Regions from separate parts of the Homo sapiens genome. Here region 1 is linked to region 2. The links are chromatin contacts, found by Hi-C or POLR2A ChIA-PET in ENCODE. All regions are on one chromosome and are shown on one strand. Each heading gives the region's core, a stretch centred on a gene start or an enhancer-like site at or near the end of the contact. The rest is flanking DNA. Distances are from core to core; before and after follow the strand shown.

Region 1 (4,024 bases), core at 822-3,321, 34 kb before region 2:
TTATGTTTCTATGTTTTGAATTTTGATTTTTTTTGTTAGTGGCTTGATCTGTTATTACTGATATACATTCTCTGTGAACTACGTTTGCTTTTAGTATAAGAGTGGACATTTCAAAGCTACTAGTAGCGTTAAATATTATTTAAGTGGATAAGCAAAAAGAAGTTTACTTTGTGTAATTTCCTCTTAAATTCAATGAAGTTGTGGCTTTATTTTATTTTATTTTTTACAATTCTCTCACGATAGTGTTCAGCTGAAGTTAGTCTCTGTTTTCCTCAGTTGTCCAATGGTGAATATTACTTTATCACCTCCAAGGCTGACTGTGTATGTAAGAATCACAAGATGGTCTACTCTCAGCTGTTGTCTTAGTGATACGGGGCTTTATGAGCTTGCCAATCATTTAACAACTAAAGCAGGAAGTGAATAGTAATGTGTTTGGTCTCCAAGGTGAAAAGTCAACAGACTCCACATTACTGTAATTTTCTTAATGACTGAATCTTTAGCCATAGCATTAACATACGTTGTGTAGTCTTTTTGTTTGTTTTTTTGAGAAGGAGTTTCACTCTTGTTGCCCAGCCTGGAGTGCAGTGGAGCAATCTCTGCTCACTGCAACCTCTGCCTCCCGGGTTCAAGTGATTCTCCTGCCTCAGCCTTCCAAGTAGCTGGAATTACAGGCATGTGCTACCATGCCTGGCTAATTTTTGTATTTTTAGTAAAGACGGGGTTTCAGCATGTTGGTCAGGCTGGTCTCAAACTCCTGACCTCAGGTGATCCACCCTCCTCGGCCTCCCAAAGTGCTGGGATTAACGGTGTGAGCCACCGCACCTGGCATTTTTTTTTTTTTGAGATGGAGTTTTGTTCTTTTGCCAAGGCTGGAGTGCAGTCGTGTGATCTCAGCTCACTGCAACCTTTGCCTCCTGGGTTCAAGTGATTCTCCTGCCTCAGCCTCCCGAGTAGCTGGGATAATTATAGGCACCTGCCACCATGCCCGACTAATTTTTGTATTTTTTAGTAGAGATGGGGTTTCACCATGTTGGTCAGGCTGGTCTCGAACTCCTGACCTCAGGTGATCCACCCGCCTCAGCCTCCCAAAGTGCTGGGATTACAGGTGTGAGCCATCACACCTGGCCCTGCTGTGTAGTTTTGAAAGCAGCAGTGCATAAATAGAAATGTGGACTTTTCAAACAAAATCTTAATCAAGGAACTTTAATGTAGGGATAATAGCTCTCTGGGAACTGGATGTGGTCTGGTGGAGAAACTGCTGGACCAGAAAGTGGACTTAATCATGGGAGAGAGCTTGTGTTAGAAAGAGATAAGCTAGGATGTTTTACCTTGGATAAAGTGGGCAGGGCTTCTCTCTCTGCGTTTTCTGCCACGTTCCCACTCCCTCTGCTCCCTCTTACTCCTCGCAAGTCCCTTAGAAGCCTCTGTCTATGGGGGTGGTTGCTAAAGCTGGGCTTAAAGGCTTTTCTTCTATTATTCTTACAGAATCTCCCTGGAGTAGGCTAATATTATCACCATTTTATAGATGAAGGAACATATGTCACTAGCCCACAATTATAAAGAAAATGGCAAAGCAGAGATTAGAAAATTGTTCTGTGCTTAGTTACCTAAAAAAGGCTCTTGATATTCATGTGATTAATCCCAGAGTAAGTGGTATGAAGGTTCAGAAATATCTGGAAAATTTCAGAAGCAAAACTGTCCCCCTACCTCCATGCATTTTTTTCCCTTTCTTTTTTTCTAAAAAAATTTCAGCGGGAAACTTCCCCATGCTTTCAAAAAACAAGAAAGAAAAAATTTTCTCCCTTTTTCCCATCAAACATTTTAAAAATAGGTTTTTATACCTCAACCCAGAGAAAGTGGAAAATTGGTTATTATTTCAAGATCCAGTATTTCGAGGGTCCTGTACACACACTTAAAACAGTATCTGGAGTCAGGGTTCTGCAGCAAGAAGAAGAAGGAGGTGTGGCCACCAGCAGATGCTAAGTGAACCCTGTGGTGTTCATGTGTCATCAGCAGCATATAATGGCCTCTCACTACCACAGTTCTCTGAGGCCATGAGGAAGGTTGGTTGCCGGGCAGTGCCCTGGTGCTGTGTCATTTAGGACATATGTTTGCAGCCATCTTAGGAAATTTCTTCCTCTCTCACTGTTTCTTCTGCTTATATCACTTGTCAAAATCTAAGGCAAGTAAAAGCAGAAGTTAACTTTATGGCCAGGCATGGTGGCTCACACCTGTAATCCAAGCACTTTGGGAGGCCAAGGCAGGAGGATCAATTGAGCCCAGGAGTTGGAGACCAGCCTGGACAACATAGGGAGATCCCATCTCTACCCCCTCCACCCACCACAAAAAAAAAAAAAAAAAAAAAAAAAAAAGACAGGCAAGGTTGCATGTGCCTGTAGTCCCAGCTACTGGGGACAGGTGTGTGGGGGTGGCACTGAGCCTGGGAGGTTCAGGCTTCAAGGAGCTGTGTTTGTGCCACAGCACTCTAGCCTGTGTGACTGAGCCAGTCCCTGTCTCAAAAACCGAAGCAAAACAAAAAGTAGTTAACTTTTGTAATATTAGACCTCACAAATGAGGGGCTGTGACAAACGCTGAAGAATGTAGTATACTGAATCAATTGTTGATTTATTTCTTATCTTAACTCTATCTGGCACTTAGGTGAGCTTCATCACGTCACAAGTCTCCAAGCCTCAGTGACCTCATTGGTGAAATGGAGCCCATTTTCCTGGTCTTGGCAGGACGTTCTGAAGTATAACTGAGTTAAGAGATGCGAAGGTGCTATATATAGCAGAAGCTAGCTCTATGTTGGACACTTTGTTCTGACCTGGGATTATAACTCAGATTTTTCAGAGGAGGTTAGGATTCCACTTTTTGGAGTTACATTTTAGCATCAGCTATCTACATAACAACATAGAAATGTCCTGACAGAGCAGCATGGTGTTTGGAACTCAGGTCTTGTGTTTCATAGTTGATCATTACTCCAATCTCTCCGAGTTTGTGAAACTGCCACAAAATTACACAAAAACAAAACAGCATCTCACATTCTGTTTGTAAAAGCATCACTTAGTCACCTAGGGCATAATAAATGGAAAGTTGTAGGGCTTAGAAAATGATCAGGTGTTAAGAGAAGCACAGAATGTACTATCATGTTTCAAAGGTTAATAAGCTTTTCCTGTTTCTGTTTTTTTTTTTTCTCTATAGTATTTTACCATCTCACATGACGCTGCTTCTCCAGATGAAGCCGAGATTGAAATGTCACACCGGCAGGATCAATTAGATGTTGTAGAATAGAGAGGCATTTGCTACCTGAACTTAATCCACAGGGCAAGAATGATTGAATGGAGGAGATTGGATATAGGGAGACTCAAGGGTAGAGGAAATCAGTTGAGCATAGTTTAAACAGACACAAAGCAGTATAAATGGTAACTCATGACAAAAAAAAAAAATCAGGGTGAGTGTTTATTATTGTGTATACTGGTTCACTTATTCAATTCTGAGAGACTACAAAGTGGAATAAACACCTGTCACAAAAAGAAATATAGTAGGAAAAGGAAGCAGGTATGTTTTTTGGAAATTCTAGATTTTTGTATCACTTCACAAAAGTGACGAGGAGAAAGATGCAAAACATATTCAGGCTGTAGGATGTCCTATGAGGAAGACAGTAGATGACATGACTGAGTAGGCAACATGATAGCTGTCTTCCTGTAGTTGAAGTCTTGTCATTGCAAGAAAGGTTAGGCATATTTTGGTAGGAATGACAGAGAGGAGGTTTTGACTTAGTATGAGGAGTGGCTTCCCAGTATTTAAAACTTGACAAGCATTGTTGGAGCAGCCTTGCCCAGCTCCCTGCTGCTGGATCAGTGGATATGTACTGTTGTAGAGGGATTCTTGCATTAAATGAGAGGATCTCAGTCACCCCTCTAATTTGCCTTCTCTGGAGCTTTAATTCACCTTGGAGAGGTTTGAAATGTTTTGCAGCTTGTTCAGGCTCAGACCTGAATGAGCTTTGAGGCTCCTTAGGCTT
Region 2 (4,332 bases), core at 1,746-4,245:
GTGATTCTATTAAACCTCTTTTTCTTTATAAATTACCCAGTCCCGAGTAGTCTTTATTAGCAGCATGAGAACAGACTAATACAGCTGGCCAAGTCAGAAATGGCTCATATGGGAAGGAAAGAGTTGAATCTGGCCTGGAAAGATTTGCCAAATCTAAAGAGGTGTAGGAGAGAGAAGGATTTCCAGGTAAGGAAAAGGCCACAGGAAAATAGGCCAGAGGCGCTAATGAACTCCCATTGGTGGCAAGGGGAAAACAGCTTGATTGTATCTAGCTATGACTATGGAAGACATGTAAGATTACTTTGGGTAATTACGGTGGTGCCAGATTGCAGAGGACTTTGCAGGTGGGCAGAGGATTTAGGTTTGGCAAGCAATAGTGAAACAGTAAAGATTTTCAAAGAAACAGTAATATGATAAAAATGAAATTTTAGAGGGTGAGTGCACAATGTATGAGATGTACTATATCAAGACGTTGAAGGCAGGACGGCTTCCTAGGAGATAGCTTTGGAGTTCAGCATAAAATAAAGATTCTCAGACCTCATCCCTGCTGTCGAATCAGAATCTCTGAGATTAGGGCTGGGAGTTTCTAGGCTTGAAAATTCCTCAGGTAAAAATTACTCAGGATATGCCTAACTGATTCCTGATCTGCTATTTGTTGGCTTGAGCAGTTACAAACTAAAAATGTTTATAGAAAAACTATTATCCTTTGAGAAACACAGTGAATTCTTTAGTAATTGGAGGAAAAGGAGAGAAGAAAGTAATACATAATCCCAATTCTTAGTTAAAGACCAACAACAACTCTTAGCAACCCAGTTTCCCCCGTTTTTATTTATTTAATCATTATTTTATTTTGTTATTTCAAATAATGCAGTGATTATCTTGGAACCCACCAACCAAAAACCAAAGCTGGCATCCTCACAGTTACTAGGCCTCACCTGTTACATGGCTTTGTCCTCACCTCATTGTCTGGATGTTTACCCACCAAAGGCAGCCATCACTCTGAATCCCATATTCATCATTCTCTTGCTTTTTAAAAAATATAGTTTATTGTATTTATATAGTTTTTCTACAAAGTCTATGTAGTTTTGTTTTAATGATGTTTGACTTTATAAAAAGAGTAGCATGCTGCATGCAGTGTTTTGGTGCTTACTTCTGAATCTTACTATTACATTGCGAAAACTGTTCCATATTGTTGGATGCTGCTGTACTTCGGGTGACTGAGCTTTTGGAGTGACTGTGGGAATGACGCACCAGGACTTGCGGTGAGATCACCAATCACCCCAACAAGCAGCTAAGAGGCACTGGGTGTTTCCAGCACTGTCACCTTCCCAGGGCAAGAGAGGAGAAGCCACACCATGGGGTGTCTTTTCAGAAAAAAAGGGAGGCCTAGCCAATGGATTTCCTGTCAACCCAAGTAGCTTAGAGGGGGCAATAGCTTTTCCCTTTTCCATACATGCAATCAGCTATACTCTTTGCCTGCCTGTTATTCAGGAAAATGGCCAGGGAAATGGGTGTTCGTCATGGTTAATGTGCAAATTGGTGAATTCACCCTGATGCCAAGAGCCAATTGTACATTCAGGCTACTTTTCTCAGATGATATATAATACATATCTATAATATCCTGCATTTATGTAACATACTGTTCTATATAGTATAATGTTATATAACATATTGCTACACACTGAGTGGTGTCCTCCAAAAATTCATGTTGAAGCCCTAACCTCCAGTACTTCAGAAGGAGACTGTATTTAGAAAGAGGTTTTTTTAAAGAGGTAATTAACATGAGGTTATTTGTGTGGGCTGTAATCCAATGTGACTAGCCTTGTAATAAGAGAAAATTTGGACACAGACACATATGGAGGAAAGCCTATAAGAACATAGCAAGAAGGCAGCCATCTACAAGCCAAGGAGAGAGGCCCCAGCAAAAACCAACCCTGCCAACACCTTGGTCTCATACTTCTAGCCTCCAGAACTGTGAGAAAAGAAATTTCTGTTGTTTATACTACCTGCTCTGTGGTATTTTATTATGACAGCCCTAGCAAGCTAATATATAATTGTTTTTATTATTACTAGTTTTAGCATAACAAAAAACAGTTCCTGTGACTAGACATCCTGGGTTCAAATTCTGGCCTCACTATTTATGAGTTTATAAGACCTTAGATCGTTCTGGTTCCTCCAAGATGGGGTAGATACATTCCTCGTAGGTCCTTTACAACTAAAAATCTTGGGCTTAATACAACACACCAGCATTGGAAGTCTTTGAAAAGCGAAAGAAGGCCGAGCTGCCCAGGACTTCAGGACCTGAGGAATGGCACTGTGGTGAGCTCCTGGGCTCTCTTATTTCCTCCTGAGTATCTTGCACAGGTGCTGTAGAAGCCTTTAAACCAGAGCCACAAACAGGCACAGACATAAAAAGCTCTGACAAAGGCCTGTTTCTAGGCAAAGGACCAGGAAGCATTTTGGCAGTACCTACCCTACTCTAGACAAATGCCAACCACCAATGGAAAAATGCCCCTCTACCCCTTACCCCCTGCTGGGCAGAAGATTCCATTCTCCTACCAGATGGTGCTAGCAGGACCAAATGAAACCAGGCTGTGCAATTCTCCTGCCAGGTTGGTGTCAGTGGGGTCCAGTGGTGATTTGAGTCTCCATCTAGACCCAGCAGCAATGAGACTTAAGTACATGCTGGGGTTCATCCGTGCTGCACTTTTTTTTCTGGTGTTAGTGGGGCCAAGTGGGGAGCTGAGCATCCACCCCCATCCAGTAGCAACAAGACAGAATTATGTGATGGGAGGCAGGCTAGTTGGTGCTCTGCTTCCCTCCCTCTCCTTACCTTGTGTCAGTGGAGCCCAGTGGGGTGGGAGTTGGTGTCCTGTTTCACCAGGAAGGTGTCACCAGAGCCGAAGAGGAAGCAGAATAGGAACAACCTATCTGCAATGAAGCAGTGTGAGTCAGTGTCCCACTCTTGCCAAGGGAGGGTTTTCAGGGCCCAGTGGGAACTTGGAAGTACACACCCACCCAACCCTTGCACTGCACTTCCCAAGGGGACTTCCTGCTAAAAACAGAAGATTCAATAGGGTGTAGAGTTTCATAATAGAATATCTACAATTCCCAGAATACAATAGAAAGTCATGTGTCATTCTAAAAACCAGGAAGATCACAACATGCATGAGAGAAGCAAGCAGATGTGGAAGTGATCAGACAAATATTTTATAGCAGTCATTATAAAAGTTCCCCAGAAACAATTAAAAAATTCTTTTGAAACAAATAAAAAATTAGGAAATCTAAGCAAAGAAGTAGCAGTCATTAAAAAAACATGAAAATTGTAGAATTGAAAAAATTCAGTAACCAAAGTAAAACCTAGCTGGATGGGCTCAGTAGCACAATGGAGATGATAGAGGACTGAACCAGTGAATTTGAGGACAGATCAATAGAATAGACTCACTATGGATAAGACAGAAAATAGGCTGAAAAACAAAGGCCTTGGAGAAGTTACTTAAATTGTCTGGATTTTATTTCACTCATCTTTAAAATGAGGAACATAATTGTAGCTATGTCAAAAACAAATTTTGTGACAATTAATTGAGATATATAATAAAGGCTTATCTGATGCAATGCCAGGCACATAGTTCTCAATAAAATTTAATCTCTATAATTATTATAATTTCCCTGGGTAGATAGCCATGTGATTTCATCTCTGTACAGTTAATTCAATTCAATAAGCATTTATTAATCACCAGCTGTACACCAGTGAGAAGTAATATTTAGGCTACATGGTCTGGTGGAAACGACATAAGGAGTTAAATTCATATCCAGAATCTGCTACTTCTCAGCTGCGTGATCTTGGACATGATTTTGAGATGCCTGTTTCCCACCTATAAAATGATCAAAGGGCCTATCTAAAAGGGCTGCTTTTTGGAAGGATTAAGGAGCATCTGGTACATAGCAGAGGGAGAAAAATATTGGTTATATTCCTTGAATTTTCATCACAGACTATTAGTTGTATTGAGGTATAATGCTATACAAAGAACTGCATATATTTAATGTATACATGTTAATGAGTTTGGACATATGTAAACACCTGTGATCCTATCACCACAATCAAGGTAATAGACATATCCAACACCTCCCCGATTTTTCTCATCAAAGATTATTTTCCCCAACCATTCAAATTTTTTGAACATATAGAAAGGTTGCAAGAATAGTATAAGAAACACTCATAAAACTTCCACTTAATCCAAGATGATTTGAACAAATAATTTGAGCATGACATTATAGTAATTTGTGAGAAGTATAAAAGAGGAGATTGGCCTCCTTCCTTTGACAAACTTT

The links. A loop is a pair of places that touch in the nucleus more often than their neighbours do. ChIA-PET counts read pairs that join two places held with the same protein, here RNA polymerase II (POLR2A). Pooled maps may share reads with other maps.
Region 1: a loop to region 2 is called in a map of heart right ventricle, with 3 times the contacts of the local background. The contact joins two enhancer-like sites. A Hi-C loop is called at or near these places in 4 of 168 maps with a recorded cell type or tissue (Right ventricle myocardium inferior, heart left ventricle and heart right ventricle), 1 of 37 single-sample maps with no recorded cell type and 2 of 50 pooled maps. POLR2A ChIA-PET finds 5 or more read pairs at or near these places in 1 of 52 experiments (activated T-cell).

The regions. Positions count from the first base shown.
Region 1 is chr13:76,796,255-76,800,278 of GRCh38, reverse strand. The region is part of intron 1 of LOC105370265 (a long non-coding RNA gene); the gene reads left to right. Among named protein-coding and RNA genes, the nearest start is that of KCTD12, 88 kb to the left of the region's middle. RefSeq lists an enhancer at 1,921-2,040. Within about 2 kb of position 2,071, at least 2 of the 41 ENCODE cell types and tissues checked have a DNase peak (open chromatin) inside an H3K27ac peak, as active enhancers do.
Region 2 is chr13:76,763,259-76,767,590 of GRCh38, reverse strand. The region is part of intron 1 of LOC105370265 (a long non-coding RNA gene); the gene reads left to right. Among named protein-coding and RNA genes, the nearest start is that of KCTD12, 120 kb to the left of the region's middle. Within about 2 kb of position 2,995, at least 6 of the 41 ENCODE cell types and tissues checked have a DNase peak (open chromatin) inside an H3K27ac peak, as active enhancers do.